3 separate regions of the Homo sapiens genome follow, and all the other regions are linked to region 1. The links are chromatin loops, found by intact Hi-C in ENCODE. Cell type or tissue: PC-9. All regions are shown on one strand.

Region 1 (8,000 bases):
GAAGCATTTTGGATTTTTAGATTAGGGATGTGGAACGTATACTGTGTTGTTGTTGCTGCTGTTTTACAGTAGTTAATACTATTTGTTATTTCCCACAAAACCAAGACAACAGAACTGTTACTCCCACCAGACAAACTCCTTCCTCCTTCCCTGGGCTCCTGCAGCCTCTGTCCAGCGTCTCCCTTTGCTGCCCTCCGTGTTCATTGTGCTCCTGGTCATCTTCTCCAGGTGCACACTGCCCATATGGTTGTCTGTATCAGCCCACACCTCGCCACTACCTCCCTGTGCCTTTTTCTTTGCCGCAGAAGGCTTTCTTCACCCCTTTTGTTTCACTTTTGTGAAACTTTCTTCGCCCCTTTTGTTTCAGCAATTTCTGCACAGTTATTGTTAGCTCTTTGAAAGCAAGGATCATAACTGTCTCCTTAGAGTCTGGCAAATGAATGATGCAAGATGTGCCATTGATGAGTCCTTTATGGAAGTACCTTCAACATCATTTGTAATTTAAAGTAGGAATATTAATTCATATAATTTGATTCAAATAACTGATTAAAAATTGTCATTTGGCTTTTAAAATACGGGTTTATCTACACCTGACATAAACTAAGTTTACTACAGCTTGTACTTTTTCTGTATAAAAACAAAAGAATTAAGTGTCATCACTTTCTGTTATGAATAAAATAATTGTTCTGATTTTCTTATTACTGAAAGAATGGGCTTATTTTGAATCGATTTTAAGTACACGAAACATGGGAACGTCCAAAAACTCCTAGGTCATCTCTGTCAAATTTTACTGTTAAAATTAAATTTTACTATTCAGGAAGTTAAGAGATTCATAAGATTTAAAATTAATGTGTTTTTTTTCCCATACCAGTCATTAAAAGTCCTCTATGTTTAAGAAACGAACTTCATTAGTGACCAAAAAAACCTCAGTAATCTTAACAAATTGCTAAGTATTTTTAACTTACCCATCTTTAGCCAGGGACATTTTTAACAATTTAGAGAAAGACCTTTTTAAAAAGTTCATTTCAGAATGTAACGAAATCCAAATCTTTAAATCTTCTTCAAAATTTAATAGTGCTGTTACTTAGTTTGGATCTTCCATTGATGACTTTACTTTTAAAATAACGTATTAACTTCCAAATGAAATTTAGTGCTCAGAAAAGAAGGATGGGGCTGAGAAGTTCAGAGTCACTCATTTCCTTATATGGTGAGTAAAGTCATCAAACGTACTCCAGTGAAAAGGAAAATTTTCAGTTTATTTTACTGGAAAATATGAGAACAGAGTTACAGCTGGCTGCCAAGTAATTCCTCCTCATCCTGGTGAAAGATATTTCTAGAAAGGTTTTTATTTTGTGGGTTTTTTAAATTTCTTTCTACTATTTGGATGATTTAGAAACCCTTACGAAACCTTTATACATTTTTCTACTTGTTGGCTTGTTTAGTTTTTATAATGTAGAACTTGTTGAAGGAAAAAAACCCTAAATATTGCTGAGGTGACGAAGTTGGAGTGTAGGTGAAGAAGGCAGCACAGCGCTGTGGTTAAGTGATAGACGTGTGTGTTGGACAGCCTGGTTTTCCACTCCTAGTTCTTTCTCTTACTGTAGCCTTTGAACAACTTACTTCTCTAAGCCTCAGTTTTCCCATCTGTAACATGTCAGGACAGTAATACCTACCTCACACAATTAAATCTGAAAATTAAATGCCAAATGAATGTAAACTGCTTAGTATAATACCTAACAGATAGTAGTCTTCATATTTTAAGAAATTAAATATTTCTCCTACATGTAGGTTTAGTCCTGACACTGGAGGTGATTTATTTATTTATTTATTTATTTATTTATTTATTTATTTATTTATTTTGAGACGGAGTTTCACTCTTGTCACCCAGGCTGGAGTGCAGTGGCGCAATCTCGGCTCACCGCAACCTCCACCTCCTGGGTTCAAGTGATTGTCCTGCCTCAGCCTCCAGAGCAGCTGAGATTACAGGCACCCACCACCACGCCTGGCTAATTTTTTTCTATTTTTAGTAGAGACGGGGTTTCACCATGTCAGCCAGGATGGTCTTGAACTTATGACCTCAGGTGATCCACCCACCTTGGCCTCCCAGAGTACTGGGATTACAGGCGTGAGCCACCGTGCCCGGCCACTAGAGGTGAATTATCAGTAAGGAGAAAAGCTTGGATAATTGTTCTGGTAAGAACTCAACCAATTGGTGTTTGCCTTTGGCTGTGCATAGGGAATCCTTCTCACTTGGTAGTTGTTGGGCAGCATACGGTTTTAGGGTGTTTCAGAGTCCTTAGTCTTGTTGAGATTTATCCCTCGACTAGAGGGGATCCCGGAGGTCTTTCCCAAAACTTCCCTTAGAAATGGTCCTAGGCTTACTCCAAACATGTTCATCCACCAACTTTTGGAGTCTTCCAGCCCAATGCGGAGGTGCTGGCTGCTGGTATCTTTTGAACCGCAGATTCCATTTCTTCCTCTGTAAAATGGAAACAGTGTCTTCTGTTATGAGAAGAAATTGAATCCTATTAGCCAAGGACTCCAGAAATTGATGTGCTTTAAGCAAATGGGGATAAAAAGGAGACGAATTTATTTAAAACATAAAAATAGCATATATTGATGTCTCATGACGTGTACAGGGGACTGCAGTTGAGTCTCAGGAACAGAACGGAACCAGGAATTCGAAAGCCTTCGTGACTCTCTCCACCTCTGCTCGCTTTCCTCTCCCTCTGAGACTAGCTTCATCTGGTTCTGCAGTCCACATGTGGAATAGCATGTCTGCCAGCACTTCAGAGAAAGCCTTGCGTCTTCCTGCATCCTTGGCCTCTCCCTTTGGCCTCCCAGAGTACTGGGATTACAGGCTTGTGAGCCATTCCAGCTGGGTCAGATACCGACCCCTGGACCAGCTGGGGGTAGGAGGGTTGCAGTGTTTGAACAGGGCTCCCTGAAGCCCATTCTTAACAGCCTTGCAGATGAGGCTGCAGTGAATTCCAGAGTCAGGGCCACAGGCACATCCACAGACTCAGACCACACGTTAGTAACTGGGAGTTTTTGCAGTATTTATCCTGCTCTTTTCCCCGACTTTCTGGGATCTGTGGTTTGATGTTTATATTATTTTGGACAGTCTTGCCCACCCCCAGTAGAGGGGGTACAGAGGAGCTTCCTGTTGTCCTGGTCCATCCTGGGTCTTGGGGCCAGAGCTCTCCCAGAGACCCTCCTCCTCCTCCCTGTGCCTTGTGTCTTTGGCGGGTCTTTTGCAGGAGAGGGTCTGCACCTGCCCCAGCAATAGAGGTCTCTACCAGCCTGGGACATTGTCCTACCATGTCCTTAAGGGACCTCTCCCCAGCTGCAGTGGGTTCTCAAGGTGCTTCCCTCCCCCATGGCTTCTGTCCCTTAAGGTGGAAGGTGGGGCGGGGCTTCCTTTGTGCCCTTCTACAGTGGCAGCTGCCTCCTCCCGGGCTCCTCCCCATGGGAAGTGTCCTCCCTGGGGTCGTCTTTGCACACCGGGGATGCAGGTGCCACCACGTGATGTGCACACCTCTGTGGTTCTCTGACTCACCCACACTTGGCCTGTGGCCTTTCATTAGGATCTTGCTGGAGTCGTCTCACTTGTTTTGTGGGGATCTCGTCTTCCTTCAAGTTCAGCCCACTCCTGCCTCTCCTCCCTCAGAGCTGCCCCGAAGGAGGGGTTTCACGCTGGCTGGTGGCTCAGGATGTCAGCTCTCCCGTGTGGTCAAAAGTGAAGCTCTCAGAAGTCCTGGGACTTAGAAACATAAGAAAAACATTTTTGAACTTTACCAACAGCCCAGATCTGCTAAATAAAAAACTGGAGAAAGGTGGGAGCCCTGAGTTTGTATTTCCAACAGACTTCCCAGGTGATTCTTGTTCTGAACTGTGGAGCTCAATGCAGCCAGGATGCCAGGCATACAGCACTGGTCAGGTGCCAAGCAGCTGCCCTGGAATTGTAAACGTTACCCACACCCGTCACAACGGATTAGGGAACGTAGAGAGAAGAGGGGCATCTGTGCGCTTCATGAAACACGTGGATACATCTGTGTCATTCCAGTTGAAACCTGACATTGTTTTCCGATCTTGGAGTGCCGTACACGTTCTGCTTCTCGTAGAAAAGCCGCAACAGCTCAGAGGTGACTTCCTGTCCTTTGGAAATGCCTGTTCCACTGGCTTTTCAGTTTCCTGAAATAGCTCAGTCCTCCAGAGGCGAGGCTCCCAGCATCCTGAGGCACGTGTCCATGGGGAAGGAGGGGCACGCTGATTTTAGTTGCTTTTCCAAAGGCGCCTTCTAAAGCCAGGCCTTTATCGGGCCCTGCTGGTGGCTTCTCCACGGTGCCCTCATGTGGACCTCAGACTGGGCTTTGGAGCCTCCTGTCTCACACACCCATTTTGTCCTTCCCACACACTCGTTCTCTCTCACTTGTTCTTTCACACTTGTCCGCACTCATTCTCACAGACTTGTTCTCACACGGTTTCATTCTCACATTTGTTCTCATGGACACACATTTTCACACTTGTTCTCACACATGCTTGAGCTTCCATACTCATTCTCACACTTGTTCTCTTGCAGATTCGTTTTCACACCCATTCTCACATTTGTTCTCACACTTGTTCTTTAATACTTCTTTGTTCTCACATACCCACTTCACATGTTCTCATTTGTCACACGCTCTTGTTCCTTCACACTCATTCTTTGTTCTCACACTCCCACTTTCCCGCTGCTTCTCACACTCATTTTCTTACACTCGCTATTCCACTCACACTTGTTCTCACTTGTTTCACACACACCTCTCACTGTTCTCACACTCGTTCACTCACTTGTTCTCGTTCTTACACTCACACCTCACTTTGTTCTCACACTCGTTCACTCACTTGTTCTCGTTCTTACCTCACTTTGTTCTCACACTCGTTCACTCACGTTCTTACACTCACACCTCACACTGTTCTCACACTCGTTCACTCACACTTGTTCACTTGTTTCACACATTTCTCACATTTTGTTCTCACACTCATACTTGTTCACTCATTCTCACTCGTTGTTACACTCACATCTGTTCTCACACGTTCACACTTGTTCTCACTTGTTCTTTCACACTCACACCTCACTGTTCTCACACTCACACTTGTTCACTCACTTGTTCTCGTTCTTACACTCACACCTCACACTTTGTTGTCGTTCACTCACATTTGTTCTTACATACACCACACTTCACACGTTCACTCACACTTGTTCTCGTTCTTGCACTTACACCTCACTTTGTTCACACACTTGTTCTCGTAATTACACACATCTCACACTTTGTTCTCACACTCGTTCACACTTGTTCTCGTTCTTACACTCATACCTTTCACACTTTGTTCTGTCGTTCACTCACACTTGTTCTCGTTCTTACTTGTTCTCGTTCTTACACTTACACCTCACTTTGTTCACACACACTTGTTCTCGTTATTACACTCACATCTCACACTTTGTTCTCACACTCGTTCACACTTGTTCTCGTTCTTACACTCACATCTCTCACACTTTGTTCTCACTCGTTCACTCACATTTGTTCTCGTTCTTACACTCCCACCTCTGACACTTTGTTCTCAGTCGTTCACTCACACTTGTTCTCACTTGTTCTTTCACACACCTCACTTTGTTCTCACACTCGTTCATTCACACTTGTTCTCGGTCTTATACTCAAACCTCTCACACTTTGTTCTCACAGTCGTTCACTCACTTGTTCTCGTTCTTACACTCACACCTCTCACACTTTGTTCTCACACGTTCACTCGTTCACTTGTTTCACACTCACACCTCTCACACTTTGTTCTCACAATCACTTGTTCACACTCACACTTCTCACTCGTTCTTACACTCACACCTCACACTTTGTTCTCAACACTCGTTCACTCTCACACTTGTTCTCGTTCTTACACATACCTCACACTTTGTTCTCAACACTCGTTCACTCTCACAGTTGTTCTCACACACCGCACACTGTTCTCACACTCGTTCACTCACTTGTTCACTCACACTGGTTCTCACTCATTCTTACACACACCTCACACTGTTCTCACACTTGTTCACTCATACTTGTTCTCATTTGTTCTCTCACACTCCTCACACCTCACACTGTTCTCACATTCGTTTCACACTTGTTCTCGTTCTCTCGTACTTGTTCTGACATGTTGTGTCTCACATTTGTTCTCACATTTGCTCTTATGTTCTCACACACTCCTCACATATTCTCACACTTATTTTCTTTCTCACGCTCATTCTCACATTAGTTCTCTGTCCCTCTTTCTCACATAGATTTACACAGCCTCTCACACTCTTTGTCTCACACACATTCTCACTCATACACACGTGTTTCCTTTCTCTCTTTCCACTTGCTCCCTCCGTCATTACAGCCTCTGGCTCTTGCTCCTTCACCATTCCCTGTGCTCAGGGACAGGCCTTTCAGTGCCTTGAACATGGGGACCCCTTTGCCTGGTGCCTTCTTTCTTGCATTCAAATCTCTTCCTTTCAAAAGCCAGCTGAGTCCTTTCCTTCCGCAATTCCTGCTCCTGCCTCCCTGACGATTAGTTTCTCTGAACTTCAGTAGCACTTAAATGTATCTCAGTCTTTTCAACAAGGCCCACGTGGGCATGCCCTCTGTTGCCTGACAAGCTTATACTAAAACTTCCTTGTTTTGTGTTTTTAATACTCCATCGTTGATAGTTAATATTCTTTTTGAGGTTTTGTTTTAGACAAAGTAATGTTTTTCTGAAATGATTCTAAGACAATTGGTCAGAAATAGTCTCTGCTTGTTTGGTTTATGTTTGGTCAGTTGTGCTTTGATTATAGATGGTTCCTCATCTGAGATTAAAGTGGGACAGAACTTCAAAAGTAAAAGGGTAAATGTTCGCTGTGATGCTTATGTGGCACATGTGCTAGTCCTTGATAGTGGCGAGAAAGATCTTAATTGCTCAAAGGGATTTCCAGGGAAGGAAGCCCTCAGGTGATGACTGCAGTCGCAGGCAGTGGGCTTGGAGCCTGGCGTGTGGCCTCTGTGCATTGTCTGACTTAGTCCTCACAGGATGGGATTGTTCCCGTGTTACTGGTGAGGAAAATAAAGGCCAGTTTATCATTAAAATGGAAACTTTGATAGGGATGCTTCTAGTATTGACATTTATTGTCTAAAATCTCCCAAATTGTACTTTAAAGTTTAGAAACTTTGTTCTTGAATGGTCTCTTTCGTAGGTAGTCATTCTGAGTGACAGATTTGGAAATGGATGTTTAGGGTGTCACAATAATGGGGGCTGGGGCCCCTATTGCCCTTAGTGGTAGAAACCAAGTTGGATGCTGACCACTTAAGTGTCTTGTAATTGTCAGTGTTGTGTAGCAGAGGACTGCCCCTCTCCACCCCAGGGCCAAGAACCCCTTGTTCATAAGCTCTGCATAGCCTCTGTAAGCAAATACCCGAGTCAAGGTAGCTAGGCATAGAAGCAAATATGGGCCTGGGCTGTCTGCCAGTCATTCCACGTAGAGAGACTTAGAAGCAAGTGAGAAGTCAGTGAGCAAGATGAGGCACATCAGAGACAGGAGCAGATTGGACGGTTTAGAGCAGAAGGGGCCGCAGCACCGTCTGCACAGCTGTCCTTAAAAATCAGTCGTTTCTTCCCATGTGGGTCCAGTGAAAAGATGAGGATTTCATTCTGTCCTTGGCTTATCTAGTTGTGAAAGGCAAAAGGTTACAGATAAGATTACTTCCTCTAGGTCTTAGTTTACTTAACTGTGAAACTAGAATAAATGATTTTCTCAGTTCTAGGACTAACTCTGAATTTGAAGACCCACTTTTTAGCCTAGTTTTATATGTAATTTTCAAAGTGTGTCTGTTTGGCTTCTTTTTTTCTTGAGATGGAGTCTTGCTGTGTTGCCCAGGCTAGAGTGCAGTGACTGTTCACAGAAGGAATCATAGAGTGGAGCACACTACTACAGCCTCACACTCCTGGGCTCAAGC
Region 2 (8,000 bases), 79 kb before region 1:
CTGGAATTGCAGTTGTGAGCCACCACGCCCGGCCAACTATTTGTTTAAAGTTAACTCCTACAGAGAGGTTTAATATAGGACCTGCTATAAAAAAAGGGCTGAATGGAACCCAGGACACGAGTGACCAGAGAGGGGACGCCCAGGATACTCGGGGACAGTCCAACCAGGAGACCCAGGAGACCAGGGTACCACAGAGAGGGGACGCCCAGGACACCAAGGGGCAGTCCAACCAGGAAACGTGGGCACCACAGAGAGGGGACACCCAGGACACTCAGGGACAGTCCAACCAGGAGACATGGGCACCACAAAGAAGGGATGCCCAGGACACCAATGGACAGTCCAACCAGGAGACATGGGCACCACAGAGAGGGGACACCTAGAACATTAGGGGACAGTTCAACCAGGAGACGTGGGCGCTGCACACAGGGGACGCTGAGGACATTCAGGGGACACTGGGAAGGCACAAGGCCACTAGCTCAGAATGTGAAAAGTAAGTATGTCACAAAACCCATCCAGTGGGGTTTCTTAATGGTTAACATTACTGATACTGACAAAGTTAAAAACCCTGAAGACAAGAGGTCTCTGACAGAGATCACAGGATTTTTCTTCGGCCTCTCTACTTTTCAGTATGAAAAGTAACAGCCATTTTCTTAAATGCACAGAATACTGACTACTTTGGAGCGCTTAAAACTCAGCTAATATGGACTGTTTACCCTCAAGTTTTCTATCCATGCTGTCTCCCTCTAGAGTTTCAAACTGTTCAACAGTGATTTACGACTTCCCTGCCCCGGTGCTGTCGGTCCCCACTTGCCACATGTAAACCACATGCTTCTGCCAAGGCCTTTTAAAGACCAACTTGACCTGCCCTCAGACTCTGCCCTATGGAGCAGCCCAGCAATCCACGCTTAAAATCAACTCTCCAAGTATGGAACCAAAGGGCAAAGTTCCCCAGCACTCCCAGGAGTGGAACAAACCCCAGCCTGGGGACTGGGGTGAGGAGACTCAGGAGAGCTAAGCAGCAAAACCATCAGCATGATTCAGCCCACGCACTAGTGGATGAGAACTGGAGCCTGCGGTCTTCAGCATCTGCAAGCACCTGTCCTGGGCCAGCATCCTTCATGCACATGGCAAGCAAACAGGAGATGAGCGGCTGCCCAGCACCAGCTCCCCAGGGCCTCTGTCCCTCGATTTATGCTCGATTTACATCAACTAAATCATCTAGAACCTTTTCATAACAAAATTCTATTGAGAACTGTACAGTAAGAACCCTGAACAATGTTTACATCCCTTTGATTTGCCTCCCGAATAAAACAGATGAAACTGATTTAACTCCCCTTCCCCTCAATGCAGGGCTTCAAGGGAATTCTTTTCCCCACTCTCATCTCATCCTGAAATCCAAGGAGAAGTAAACCTGGGCTGAAATCACTTCCAAGGTGGTATCACCTCCAAGGTGCACCATCAGAGGTGGTGAAGCCAAAACCTCACTTCAGGGAGGACACTCACAGCCCAGATGGAAAGCAAACCCCACCCCTGTGCCATCTTGTCCGACCCCCACTACGAGTGGGTGTGAGGGCTTCCGCGCTCTGTAAGCCAAACAGCAGAAGCCCCTGGACCTGACGCTCATTGTTCCTGCCACATAACCTCCGACAGCTGGGCAGACTCCAGCGAGAAGGTGCCACTGGCATCTGCAGCCACCTGTGGGCAGTGGGCTTCTCCCCTTGCTTTCTAACCCAGCCTCCTCTTTTAGAAAACACTCATCAGAGGTTAAAGTTAAATACTGATTTGAACTAGTTAATTGAACATTAAGAAATGTTTAAAAGAAGTTATTTTGAGCCAGGCATGGTGGCTCACACCTGTAATCCTAACACTTTGCTAGGCTGAGGTAGGAAGATTACTTGAGCCCAGGAGTTCAAGACCAGCCAGGGCAACACAGCAAGACCCCATCTCCATCAAAAAAAAAAATCAGCCAAGCATGGTGATTCAACCGCAGTCCCAGCTACTCAGGAGGCTAAGACAGGAGGCTCACTTGAGCCCAGGAGGTCGAGGCTGCAGTGAGCTGTGATAACTGCCACTGCACTCCAGCCCAGGCAACACAGCGAAACCCCATCTCTATTAAAAAATAAACAGAGGAAAGCGTCACCAGATACTACTATTTCTGCTTATAACATGTTTCTAAATCCACTCTTCCTTCCAGGGACACTGCCATAAATCCATTCTGGACCTTCAGGATGACCACTAGCTCTGTGCAAAGCAGCAAAGGCACTCTCCAGCCTGAGTCCCCACATGACAGAGACACCGCGGCCCAACCCTGTGACATTCATCTACATGGACCCAGTGGTATAGCGCTGACGTCCACATCGTCATCCTGTTCCCTGCATGACACTGAGAAAGAAAAGAAACTAATCTGAGGAATGTGAGCTCCTTTAAATGTTTAGGCCCAGAGCCACTGAAATGTGACAGTGGTCACGTCTCATTCCCCGCCACACCCAGAGCTAAGAACGTCTGCTCCCCCCCCCACACCCGGAGCTAAGGACGTCCCTCTCCCCCCACACCACACACACACACCGGGAGCTAAGGACTTCCCGCTCCCCACCCCGCCACACCCAGAGCTAAGGACGTCCCGCTCTCCCCCACATCCGCAGCTAAGGACGTCCTGCTCCCCGCAACACCAGGAGCTAAGGACGTCCCGCTCCCCACCCCCACACACGGAGCTAAGGACGTCCCGCTCCCCACCCCCACACACGGAGCTAAGGACGTCCCGCTCCCCCCTCCAACACCCTCCAACACCCGGAGCTAAGGACGTCCGGCTCCCCACCAAACACCCAGAGCTAAGGACGTCCCGCTCCCCCCCGCCCCCACACCGGGAGCTAAGGACGTCCCCCTTCCCCCCACACACCCGGAGCTAAGGACGTCCCGCTCACCGCCCCCCCCACACACACCAGGAGCTAAGGACGTCCCGCTCTCCCCACACCCCCCCCCAGCTAAGGACGTCCCGCTCACCGCCCCCCCCAAACACACCCGGAGCTAAGGACGTCCGGCTCACCGCCCCCCTCACACACACCTGGAGCTAAGGAAGTCCCGCTCCTCCCACACCCAGAGCTAAGTAAGCAGCCTGCTTTATGACCTCTTGACTCAGCATCACCACCAACAGCCATATTATTATTATTTAAAGAGTCTCATTCTGTCACCCAGGCTAGAGTTCAGTGGTGCCCAGAGGTGAAGCCTCCTGGGCTTCTGGGTGGGTGGGGACTTGGAGAACTTTTCTGTCCAGCTAAAGGACTGTAAACACACCAATCAGGACTCTGTCTTGCTGAAGGTTTGTAAACGCACCAATCAGCACTCTGTAAAAACGGACCAATCAGCGCTCTGCGTCTAGCTAAAGGTTTGTAAACGCACCAATCGGCACTCTGTAAAAATGCACTAATCAGCACTCTGTGTCTAGCTAAAGGTTTGTAAACGCACCACGATGTGGGCAGGGCCAAATAAGGGAATAAAAGCTGGCCCCCCTCCCCCCACCCCCAGCCAGCAGTGGCAACCTGCTTGGGTCCCCTTCCACACTGTGGAAGCTTTGTGCTTTGTTCTTCACAATAAATCTTGCTGCTGCTCACTCTTTGGGTCCACGCTACCTTTATGAGCTGTAACACTCACTGCAAAGGTCTGGGGCTTCACTCCTGAAGTCAGCGAGACCATGAACCCACCGGGAGGAACAAACAACTCCAGATGCGCCATCTTTAAGAGCTGTAACGCTCACTGCGAAGGTCTGTCGCTTCACTCCTGAAGTCAGCAAGACCACAAACCCACCAGAAGGAAGAAACTCCAGACACATCTGAACATGTGAAGGAACAAACTCCGGACACACCATCTTTAAGAATTGTAACACTCGCCGCGAGGGTCTGTGGCTTCATTCTTGAAGTCAGCGAGACCAAGAACCCACCAGAAGGAACCAACTCCGGACACAGTGCTATCATAGCTCACTACAGCCTTGACCTCCTGTGCTCAAGAAATCCTCCCACCTCAGCCTCCTGAGTAGCTGGGGCTACAGAAATGCACCACCATGCCCAGGCTTTTTTTTTTTTTTTTTTTTAAGAGATAGGGTCTTGCTATGTTGCCCAGGCTGGCCTCGAACTCCCATCCTCAAACAATCCTCCCTCCCAAAGTGCCAGGATTACAAGCATGAGCCACCACACCTGGCCAATAGCCATAAATTAACCTACCAATGTCATACACTGGACACCAGAATTCGTAACCTGCAGTTCAGTGATGTATAACCAATCAATAATCAATGTTATTTCTGTAAACCAGTACTTGACAAAGTATTTTGTAATCGTCCCCTGATTCGTCCTTTTCTCTTTAAACACTCAAGCCTCTCCTTTGTTCTCTGGAGCGCCTCCCAGTGTTTCCCAGGCTGTGGCCCTGATAGTCTCTATAATTAATTTTGCCTGGATTTTCTTTAGGTTGACGACACCAACATTAATTCTCAGAATTACAGAGTGGAATGAGCAGGAGCACTAACGGCCAGAGTGGTGTGCTTCACTAACCCTGCATGGCAACACACCAAACTAGGGCGCACGCTAAGAGACCCAGAGGGCAAGGCTGGCTCCCGCCTTTAGGACTGGGACATAATTTATCCTTTGCTGTCCTCATTTTTTTTCCAAAATTCCTTACACTAGAATTTTTAAGTTATCAAATTACTTAGGGCCAAATTATGAAATGCAGCCTATCCAGGTCTTCATTCTATTACTTGACTGTGTAACTGACGCTCCCTGGTAGGAAAAGTGCTCTGAAGAAAACGGTAACGAAGAAAACTAGGATGATCAGTTTCCATCACTGAATCCAAGGTTATTCCCTACAGTCACCGTAATTCACTCACCTAGGCCCTGGCTGGTGACCACACAGGCTGCTTCTAACACTCTGTACTCCATGTGACAAACGTGGCTGCAGGGAGCACCTGTGTTTTCGGTATGCATGTATTTGCAGATGAGAGTCCTATCTGTGAGCTGCTACGTCAAAGCTACGTCAAAGCGGCAGATGCCTAAAATGCTGCTGCGCTGAGTCTATTTTGTAGACAGAGCTGACCTCAGGCTGATTCCTTTCTAGACTTGGCTGACAGATGAGAAGTGTGGGGAGGGGGATGCCAGACTTTCGAGTGGTGAAATAGATTTCATTCAGTAACTGCAGGCGGGACGGGAAACAGCTGAGCTCCATTTCTGTTTGCACTGAGGTGAGGGAGTGTTTTAGGGGAGAACCCGGGCTAGGGGAGCTCAAGTGAAAAATTACAAAGGCTGGTCAGTGTGAGATTAAGCTCGCTGTGTCTGCTAGCTGATAATTACAGTAGTTAGGATTCTACCTTCCCAGAGAGACCAGAACAGAGGCCATCCTGTCCTTTCTGATATCTTTTCAAAGACACTCCTGAATTGCAGATTTAGAGACATCTCAAAAGGACAGAGAAGGATTCATAATTTAAGCCCTTTTAAACTCTCTTCAGAAAGGATGTCAGGGACCTATCCCCAGGTGTTGGCTAAAACAAACAGTAAATTATTCTGACAGCCCTGAGCTCTTTCAGACAACACTGAGCTGGGTTGTCCCAGAGGTGGCCTTACACCGCGAGGAGCAGTGTTAAACTTTCGTCAAGAATCAGCACAGGGCTTTGAATGGAGAGTTCATGCCAGAGTTTCTGCAGTTCTCTGGAGGAACCCCACAAGCGGATTGGTGAGGACCAACCTTGGAGACCCCACTGTAGCTACTCTAAAACATTCAGCCTTTCTAAAAACAGAATGAAACGGCATTGCACTGTACCTAAACAGTTCACATCACTAGTACATATCTCACATGAAAATAAAAAGGGTAGAAATTTATTTTAAACTAAGAATAACCTAAAAAACATGTCTACATTTTTCAAGCTATGATTAATAAATTTCATAACAATAAACTCACACATTACCTATCAATTGTTTGGTATGTAACAAAAAAACTTAGAAATTTCTAAAATTTTCATTGACCATAAAAATTAATAGTCATACACATTGTAAACAAGATAAATTAAAGAGTTTTGAAAGAGCTAATATTAAAGAAAATTGTCACCATGCAGGCAGGTGTAAAGCCTGCAAAGGTACCATTAAGTTTTTTCCAATAGCTACGACATACTGAAACTTGGTATGATCTCAGTACAAATAAAGAACATAAAACTATTTATATTCATCAGATTAATTATGTGAGCAACTAAGTACAATGAAACAAACTGAAAGAAATGCTTGGTGTATACTAAAAGCTATAATACCAGCGGGGTGAGATGGCTCACGCCTGTAATCCCAGCACTTTGGGAGACTGAGGCTGGTGAATCACCTGAGGTCAGGAGTTCCAGACCAGCCTGGCCAACATGGTGAAACCGTGTCTCTACTAAAAATATAAAAAAAATTAGCCCAGCATAGTGGTGCATGCCTGTAATCTCAGCTACTTGCGAGGCTGAGGCAGGAGAACTGCTTGAACCCGGGAGGCAGAGAATGGAGTGAGCTGAGATCATACCACTGCACTCCAGCCTAGGGGACAAGAGTGAGACTTCGTCTCCAAAAAAAAAAAAAAACTCTAATACCAAAATAATCCAATACAATTTTATTCCAGTAATCTCATGAAAACTTTATCCTTCCCCTTACCTTATGAAATAGACTATACTAATTAATTCTATATCACAGCCTAATAGTTACATAATTAGATTCTAATGACCCATGGGTTAACTTCCTAAAAAGTTAAAGACCGACTTGCAATTGAGAACCTGTTACAGGAATTCATTAGTTGCCAGGAAATATCCAGCTCTGAGATCTGTTGCTTTTGCTACTTTAAAAATGTTTATTTACTGGCCTGGCACAGTGGCTCATGCCTATAATCCCAGCACTTTGGGAGGCCGAGGTGGGCGGATCAAGACCAGCCTGGACAACACGATGAAATCCCGTCTCTGCTAAAAATACAAAAATTAGCTGGGCGTGATGACACACATCTGTAATCCCAGCTACTCAGGAGCCTGAGACAGGAGGACCGCTTTAACCTGGGAGGTGGCGGTTGCAGTGAGCTGAGATCACGCCATTGCACTCCAGCCTGGGCGACAGAGCGAGACTCTGTCTCAAAAAAAATGAATTTTATGTATTAAATATGTATCAGAATAAAACCCCAAGGGACAGTCAAATGTCAAAAATAACGAATGAAAAAAGATCTATAACAAACTACATCCATATTCAAAACATCACAGATAAAGATCCTAAATCTTCTGGAGAGAAAGAAAATGTTACTCACAAAGATATCTCATCAGCCAAACACACTGCTAGAAGACAAAAGTAAACCATCTTCAAAGTTCTGGGAAATTATTTTGCTCCTAGAATTCTATGCTAAGCCAAACTCTTAAACAATCTATCAGTATAATAAGGATATTCTTAGGGCATACAGTTTTCTTCCCACATATACTCTTGTCTAAAAAGGTATGCGACAGGCCAGGCATGGTAGCTCGCACCTGTAGTCCCAGCACTTTGGGAAGCCAAGGCAAGAGCGTTGCTTGAGCCTGGGAGGTTTAGGCTGCAGTGAGCTGTGAGCGTGTCACTGCACTCCAACTTGGGTGAAAGAGCAAGACTCTGAAGAAAGGAAAGGAGAGGAAAGGAAAGGGGGGGAGGGGAGGAAAGGGGAGGGGAGGAAAGGGGAGGGGAGGGGAGGAAAGGAAAGGGGAGGGGGGAGGGGAGAGGGGAGGGGAGAGGAGGAGAAGGGAGGGGAAAGGGGAGGGCAGGGGAAAGGGGAGGGGAGAGGAAGGGAGGGGAAAGGGGAGGGGGGAGGGGAGAGGAAAGTGGGGGGAGGGGATACTCCACTGGAAAAAGCATGGAGATTTCAAAAAAGAGGGAGACACTTGATCCAAGAAACAGTAGGCCTAACCCAGAAGCACAATGAGAAAGAATTCCCAGATCATAGCTCTGTGCATGTCTAGAAAACAATTTGTCCTGATGAGAACATAAAGTCAGTGAGCT
Region 3 (8,000 bases), 100 kb before region 1:
AAAATTGGGAAACATGAAGAAAATAGGAAAAGAAATCTATACGTTTTCATCCAGTATTTCCACAATTCCACTTCAAGAAATGTATCCACAAAAAAAATGCGGTAGATCTATATCGTCCAAACTGGAGGGATTTCCACTATGAACTAGGAAAAACAGGAGGGGTGGCCAGACGTGGTGGCTCACACCTGTAATCCCAGCACTTTGGGAAGCCGAGACAGGTGGATCATGAGGTCAGGAGATCGAGACCACCCTGGCTAACATGGTGAATCCCTGTCTCCACTAAAAATACAAAAAATTAGCCAGGTGTGGTGACAGGCGCCTGTAGTCCCAGCTACTCAGGAGGCTGAGGCAGGAGAATGGCGTGAACCCGGGAGGCAGAGCTTGCAGTGAGCCAAGATCGCGCCACTGCGCTCCAGCCTGGGTGACAAAGCGAGACCCCATGTCAAAAAAAAAAAAAAAAAAGAAAAACAGGAGGGGTGTGTGTGTGTGTGTGTGTGTGTGTGTGTAAATGTTTAAAACTGGCTTCCAAACTCCTAAATATACATACCAATATATGATTATAAAAGATTATATGAGAAGAAATATTTGTAGGTATTTTTTTCTGTGGTAAATGTGTGGCTATAGCCAGATAATAAGCAATCCAACCACCACCACCAAAATTAAAGAAATAAAACATCCACGTCAAAACAACAGGTGCTGTATGACCTAATTTATGTAAAATTATGTTTGTGTACGGACATAGAATAAAGCAATTCATAAAAATACTGCACAAAGGCCAAGCGCAGTGGCTCACGCCTGTAATCCCAGCACTTTGGGAGGCCAAAGCAGGTGGATCACCTAAGGTCAGGAGTTCAAGATCAGCCTGGCCAACATGGTGAAACCCTGTCTCTACTAAAAATACAAAAATTAGCTGGGTGTGGTGGCGCATGCCTGTGATCCCAGCTATTCAGGAGGCTGAGGCACGAATCGCTTGAACCCAGGAGGCAGAGGTTGAGGTGAGCTGAGATCACGCCACTGCACTCCAGCCTGGGCAACAGAGTGAGACTCCATCTCAACGTATATATATATATATATGTATGTATGGCACAAAATTGTTAAATATGATTACCTCAGAATCATGGGTTTCAGATAACGATCAAAGAAGAAAAAATTATTCTCCAGAAATAATTCATAGAATCCAAAATATGCTTGCCACATTATCTGTAATAACAAAACAAAAAGGCTGGGTGCGGTGGCTCACGCCTGTAATCCCAGCACTTTGGGAGGCCGAGGTCGGCAGATCATGTGGTCAGGAGTTCCAGACCAGACTGGCCAATATGGTGAAACCCCATCTCTACTATAAATACAAAAATTAGCCGGGCATGGTGGCGCATGCCTATAGTCCCAGCTACTCAGGAGGCTGAGGCAGGAGAATCGCTTGAACCCGGGAGGCGGAGGTTGCAGTGAGCCGAGATCGTGCCACTGCACTCCAGCCTGGGCAACAGAGTGAGACCTGTCTCAAAAAAAAAAAAAAAAAAAAAAAAGGACAATGGTTTGATAATAACCCTAACTCCACAGTGTGCTATTTTAGAGTCACTAAGTAATCATTACAAAGCCTACTCTTATGATCCTAATGGAGACAGTGAAGATAATGAAGACTGTGGAGAAACGCTGATGTACTAATTGACAAGCTCAGCACAGGGTACAATTCTCCCTGTGCATAAATACATGTCACAAGGTAGCTTAACACATGGAAACAATTATGCAAGGAGAGGGATGATGATTGTGTGTTAGTAACAAGTGTCTATTAATAACATGTGCTTGGTAGAATTTGCCAGAGAAGCCATCAGAGCCTGAGCGACTTTGTGGGGAGATCTGTAACACAAACGCAATGTCTTGACTCACTATAGGTCTATTCAGGCTACTGCTTCCAGCAGTTTTAGTAACTGATAGTCTCTAGGAATTTGTCCTTTCATCTAAATTACCTAATTTGTTACCATAAAATATTGTCCTACCTGTTACTGAAAGTGGGGTGCTAAAGTTACTATTATTATTAATTGTCTCTTTCTCCCTTCAATTCTGTCAGTTTTTGCTGCTTGTGTTTTGGGACCCTCTTGTTAGGTAAATATCCATTTACAATTGTTTTATCGCCTTCTGCTGAACCAATTATTTGCTCATTCTGAATTGTCTCTCTCTAGTAACACTTTCTGTCTCAAAATCTGTTTTATCTGATACTAGTGTAGCCAATCCAGCCCTCTCATAGCTGCTGTCTGATAGATTCTCTTTGTCCACCTTTTTACTTTCAATCAATTTGCATCTTCTAACCTAAAGTGAGTCTCCAGTGTGCCTTCTGGGATCACCACTCGAATAAACCATCTGCAAATGAGCCCTGTCTCGGCCTCTGGTTTCAAGGGGAAGCCCAAAGTAAGATTATGGTTAATCTCAATGTACCATAAAATCAATGTATTCTCAGTGGAGACTGCCTTACCTTCCGTCTTGAATCTTTATCTTTTCCATGATTCCTTACTAAATTCTCAGCATGCCTGGAAAGCAAACATAATCAAAATCAAAACTTACTTTAAATGAGAGCTTTTAAAAAATAAAACATTTTCCATATCAGTGAAAGCTCTTAACAATATTTTGATATGATTAAGAACTACTACAACCAGGAGCGATGACTTGCACCTGTAATCCCAGCTATTTGGGAGATTGAGGCAGGAGGACCACTTGAGGCCAGGAGTTCGGGACCAGCCTGGGCAACAGAGTAGACCCCATCTCTACAAAAATAAAAAATTAGCCTGGCATGGTGGCACATGCCTGTAGTCTCAGCTACTTGGGAGGCTGAGGCAGGAGGTTTGCTTGAGCCCAGGAGTTTGAAGCTGCAGTGAGCCATGATTGTGCCACTGCACTACAGCCTGGGCGACAGAGAAAGACCCTTTCTCAAAAAATAATTTTTTTAAAAAACTGTTTCAGGTTAGCAAAGCATGTTTTATTAGAGCAATAAATGTTAAAGTCTTCCTAGCATTCTTACTATTTTAGCAATAATTCAAGACAGAAAATATCTTCCAGAGAAGAAATTATGTGTTTTAACAAACTTGTGAGTGCAAATCTACATCCTTTACAAGTTCTCGGCCGGGCGCAGTGGCTCACACCTGTAATCCCAGCACTTTGGGAGGCCAAGGTGGGCAGACTGCCTGAGGTCAGGAGTTCGAGACCAGTCTGGCCAACATGGAGAAACCCCATCTCTACTAAAAATACAAAAAAATTAGCCAGGCGTGGTGGCGTGTGCCTGTAATCCCAGCTACTCAGGAGGCTGAGGCAGGGGAATTTGCTTGAACCAGGGAGGTAGAGGTTACAGTGGGCCGAGATCATGCCACTGCACTTCAGCCTGGCGACAGAGCAAGACTCCATCACAAAACAAAAAATAAAAAGAGTTGTAGAAATTTTCTATAATTTTATTGGTCTATCTGAAATACTATTTTATATTAAATATAAAAGATATATATAAAATATAAATATGTTATATAATATGTAATATAAAATAAAAATATAAAATCTTTCTAAAAGAAAGATTTATCTTGAAATGTTTTATATTTTAATCACATTTCATGTTAGGACCTAAAATAAAGATTTGCAAAATATCAAACTGATTCTCAATTTTTAAACTTTCATTCATATCAATATACCATGCGGTTTAACAAAAATACAGAATTGAGCAAAAAAAGTCTTATTGTGCCTTCTAGTGGACATGCAGTATAAAATCCAGGAATTGACACCCTAGGTTTAAGTGTTAGCTTTGCCCAAACTTGTAAAAATTTGGGTAAGATATTTAACCTGGGTTTTCTAATCTTTGAAAAACGATTACAAAATATGATTGTCAGAAAGAACAAATTAAAGTCTAGGGCTTACATATGAGAGTTTAGGCCAGGCACAGTGGCTCACGCCTGTAATCCCAGCACTTTGGGAGGCCAAGGCAGGTGGATGACTTGAGGCCAGGAGTTCAAGACCAGCCTGGCCAACATGGTGAAACTCCATCTCTACCAAAAATACAAAAATTAGCTGGGTGTGGTGGTATGTGCCTGTAGTTCCAGCTACTTGGGAGGCTGAGGCAGAAGAATAGCTTGAACCTGGGAGGCGGAGGTTGCAGTGAGCCGAGATTGCGCCACTGCACTCCAGGCTCGGCAACAAAGTGAGACTCTGTCTCAAAAAAAAAAAAAAGAGTTTATACATAAACTCCAATTATGTATTGCAAAACCCACACGAGACAGGAATTATCATCACTGCTTTAGCGAAAAGCCACCCAACACTGCAACTAAGAGGTAGACAGGAAATTCCAACCAAGGCTGACCCCCACCCCCAGCTCTGGGGGTCTCTGCCAAGGCCTGAGGGCGGAATGTTATCCCGTGTGTTCACAAGTGATAAACAGTGGGCAGAGGGGGACTCGCCGGCACGTCCTGTTTTTAGTGGCTGTGAACCAGAATGGTTTGCTCAGGTGCGTAAAGGTGCAAAACTGCCCACCTGCGGATTTGCTTTAGCTTCAGGCAGGGAGGACTCCCTCTTGCACATTAAGTGACTCCCAAGTGAATTATTCTCCCCAAAGTGAGTACCAATTTTCTAATTTTGCATGAGCAAATGTTAAAAAGGACAAAAGTAGATCCTGAGGCAATAAATACAAACAATAATATTAAAATGAAAAAATTAAAATATAATTAATTTAAAAGGCCAAAGAAAGCTAATAATATATTAAGTTTCCAAGCTCCTCCAGTATTCCAAAAACCTACCAACCCATTTGGAGGGGCTAAGGGGTAAAATCTAGAGAAAATGAAGTATATCTATAACTGATTGCCATGGACTGGCCGTCATCGGAGCCAATAAGAAAATTCCCTGAAGCATTCCATGAGAGCGGCACACGTAAAGGTCGACCACAGGGCATGCAATCCTTACTGGCTGCTGGTCCCATCTCTTTTTGAGCTTGCACCTCGATTTCTGTGTTCACCATTCTATCAAACAAAAATATAATCCCATAACCATTTATTAGCATATCGGAATGAAGTAAGCATAATTAGTAAACCCCACAAAACAAGCACAGATTCAAAATTTAACAACAGCATGTACATCACAAGTACCTTTTAAAATAACTATTTTTACCAGTTATTTTTAGTAAATTAGATAATTAAATGTAAAGAAAATGGATAAAAGTATATATAAAAGGGTGATTATGCTGGGCACGGTGGCTCACGCCTGTGATCCCAGCACTTTGGGAGGCCAAGGCGGGCGCATCACCTGAGGTCGGGAGTTATAGACGAGCCTGACCAACACGGAGAAACCCCGTCTCTACTAAAAATACAAAAATTAGCCGGGCGTGGTGGCGGGCGCCTGTAGTCCCAGCTACTCGGGAGGCTGAGGCAGGAGAATGGCGTGAACCCGGGAGGCGGAGCTTGCAATGAGCAGAGATTGCGCCACTGCACTCCAGCCTGGGCGACAGAGCGAGACTCCATCTCAAAAAAAAAAAAAAAATTGTTTTTTAAAAGGATAAAGGTGTGGCAGATAGGATAACAACGAGATGAGGCCACTGGATTCTTCTATTAAAGAAGTCACTGGGCCGGGCGCGGTGGCTCACGCTTGTAATCCCAGCACTTTGGGAGGCCGAGGCGGGCGGATCACGAGGTCAGGAGATCGAGACCATCCTGGCTAACACGGTGAAACTCCGTCTCTACTAAAAATACAAAAAAATTAGCCGGGTGTGGTGGCGGGCGCCTGTAGTCCCAGCTACTCGGGAGGCTGAGGCAGGAGAATGGCGTGAACCCGGGAGGCGGAGCTTGCAGTGAGCCGAGATTGCGCCAATGCACTCCAGCCTGGGCAACAGAGCAAGACTCCGTCTCAAAAAAAAAAAAAAAAAAAAAAAGAAGTCACTGGTCAGGAAGCTTAGAACATTTTGTATATTTATTGTACTTACTCATACTCTATCTCAAATTGATAACTGGAGGAAGCTTACAATAAAAGTTATATCATTCTAATTAAAATCATGGATCAAAAATCATATAGAGGCCAGGCACCATGACTCACACCTGTAACACTTGGCCTTGGTAGGCCAAGGCAGGAGGATCACCTGAGGTCAGGAGCTCGAGGCCAGCCTGGCCAACATGGCGAAACTCTACTAAAAATACAAAAAAAAAAAAAATAATAATAAGCCAGATGCACACCTGTAATCCCAGCCACTCGGGAGGCTGAGGCAGGAGAATCACTTGAACCCAGGAGGCGGAGGCTGCAGTGAGCCAAGATCACACCACTGCTCTCTGGCCTGGGCGATACAGTGAGACTCAATCTCAAAAAAAAAAAAAAAAAGAAGAAGAAAAAATATCATATAGAGAAAGTGAGAGAGAATCACAGAGAACATCCATCCCCGGGAACAGTCCCAGTTTCTATCTGTTGTCCTGGCGTAATTATTAGCAGTGCACCTTGCACTTTACGGTAACCACAGGATAATTACATCAAGCAGTAGGTTCAGAGTACTCAGTTGAAGAATATCTAAAATTGATACTAATTTTGAGTATCAAAAGTACTCAAAAGTTTTGAATTTCTGAAAGTCAACGCAAAGGAAAAAATCTTTAATTATACAATGCTCGATCCCCATTCCTGATATTGTATCGTGTATCTGTTCATTTCTTTTCCTTTTTTTTTTTTTTTTGAGACAAAGGCTCACTCTGTCCTCCAGTCTGGAGTGCAGTGGCACGATCTCAGTTCACCGTAACCTCTTCCTCCCAGGTTCAAGCAATTCTCCTGCCTCAGCCTCCCAAGTAGCTGGGATTACAGGCACGTGCCACCATACTTGGCTAATTTTTGTGTATTTTTTAGTAGAGACAGGGTTTCACTATGTTAGCCAGGCTGGTCTCGAACTCCTGACCTCAAGTGATCCACCTGTCTCGGCCTCCCAAAGTGCTAGGATTATAGGTGTGAGCCACCATGCCTGGTCTCTTTTTTAAGACAAGGTCTTACTGTACCACGCAGGTTGGACTGCAGTGATATGATCACAGCTCACTGCAGGCTTGACCTCCTCGGCTCAAGTGATCCTCCCACCTCAGCTTCTGTAGTAGCTGGGACTACAGCTGTGTGCCACCATGCCTGGCTAAATTTTTTTTTTTGGTAGAGATGGGGTCTCACTATATTTCTCAGGCTGGTCTTGAACTCCTGGGCTCAACAGATCCTCCAACCTCAGCCTCCTGAGTAGCTAGGACTCCAGGTGTAAGCCACCACACCTATCTGAGATTTAGGTGGTTTTTTTTTGGTAGTTCTTTATCCTATGGCTTCTCCAACACAACATAAGCACCATAAGAACAGTAATTTTTGTTTTGTTCACAGCTGTATCCTCAGCACCTAGAACAGTGCCCAGCATACAAGCCACTCAGATAGGAACAGCTTGTCTTAAAAAGAAAATGTCAGTCGTCTGAATAATCTTTCTTCTGGGACTAATTTGAAGGCAGTGGTTTTACAAAGATACAGGATAATGTTCTTCATCGACCATTTTTCACATTCACCTTTAATAAAAGCCAAATCTATGTCCAGAAAGGCATTTCTGGGTGGAACTAAGCACATGTAACCTAAGTCACTTCCAGTAATTAAACATGATCTAGGGAATGGAGAATAGCCAAGTTCAATAAAAGGCAAGTAGCGGAGTCTAAGTTATGGGTACAAGAGTGTTCTTTGGAAAATTACGTCGACTTTGCTGTATGTTTGAAAATGTTCGTAACACAACGTTGGGAGAAAATGATGAAGTTTTGATCTAGGGAAAGAGATTTAGAAACAAAAAAAATGGCCGGGCGCGGTAGCTCATGCCTGTAATCCCAGCACTTTGGGAGGCCAAGGCGGGCGGATCATGAGGTCAGGAGATTGAGACCATCCTGGCTAACACGGTGAAACCCCGTCTCTACTAAATATACAAAAAATTAGCCGGGAGTGGTGGCACATGCCTGTAGTCCCAGCTACTCGGGAGGCTGAGGCAGGAGAATGGCGTGAACCTGGGA

The links. A loop is a pair of places that touch in the nucleus more often than their neighbours do. Peaks named below come from ENCODE experiments on the same cell type or tissue, not always from the same donor. Only the 100,000 strongest peaks of a DNase experiment are listed, where the experiment ranks them.
Region 2: a loop joins it to region 1, with 8 times the contacts of the local background. A loop is called at or near these places in 17 of 110 quality-filtered maps.
Region 3: it touches region 1 in a loop (3-fold over the local background); 5 of 110 quality-filtered maps call a loop at or near these places.

Annotation. Positions count from the first base shown.
Region 1 is chr7:158,779,286-158,787,285 of GRCh38, reverse strand. The region is part of intron 6 of ESYT2 (extended synaptotagmin 2); the gene reads left to right. Among named protein-coding and RNA genes, the nearest start is that of ESYT2, 46 kb to the left of the region's middle. In PC-9, a CTCF peak has its summit at 4,338 (motif pointing left); DNase peaks (open chromatin) are centred at 3,565 and 4,285; H3K27ac peaks cover 1,240 bases.
Region 2 is chr7:158,858,637-158,866,636 of GRCh38, reverse strand. The region is part of intron 1 of DYNC2I1 (dynein 2 intermediate chain 1); the gene reads right to left. Among named protein-coding and RNA genes, the nearest start is that of DYNC2I1, 6.1 kb to the right of the region's middle. RefSeq lists an enhancer at 4,578-5,077. In PC-9, no CTCF peak of the experiment used is centred here; DNase peaks (open chromatin) are centred at 2,436 and 3,106; H3K4me3 peaks cover 1,701 bases; H3K27ac peaks cover 2,951 bases.
Region 3 is chr7:158,881,543-158,889,542 of GRCh38, reverse strand. It overlaps DYNC2I1 (dynein 2 intermediate chain 1), which reads right to left. Exons shown (of 25, transcript NM_018051.5): 6 at 4,924-4,979; 7 at 2,468-2,522. Among named protein-coding and RNA genes, the nearest start is that of DYNC2I1, 29 kb to the right of the region's middle. In PC-9, a CTCF peak has its summit at 3,729 (motif pointing left); no DNase peak of the experiment used is centred here.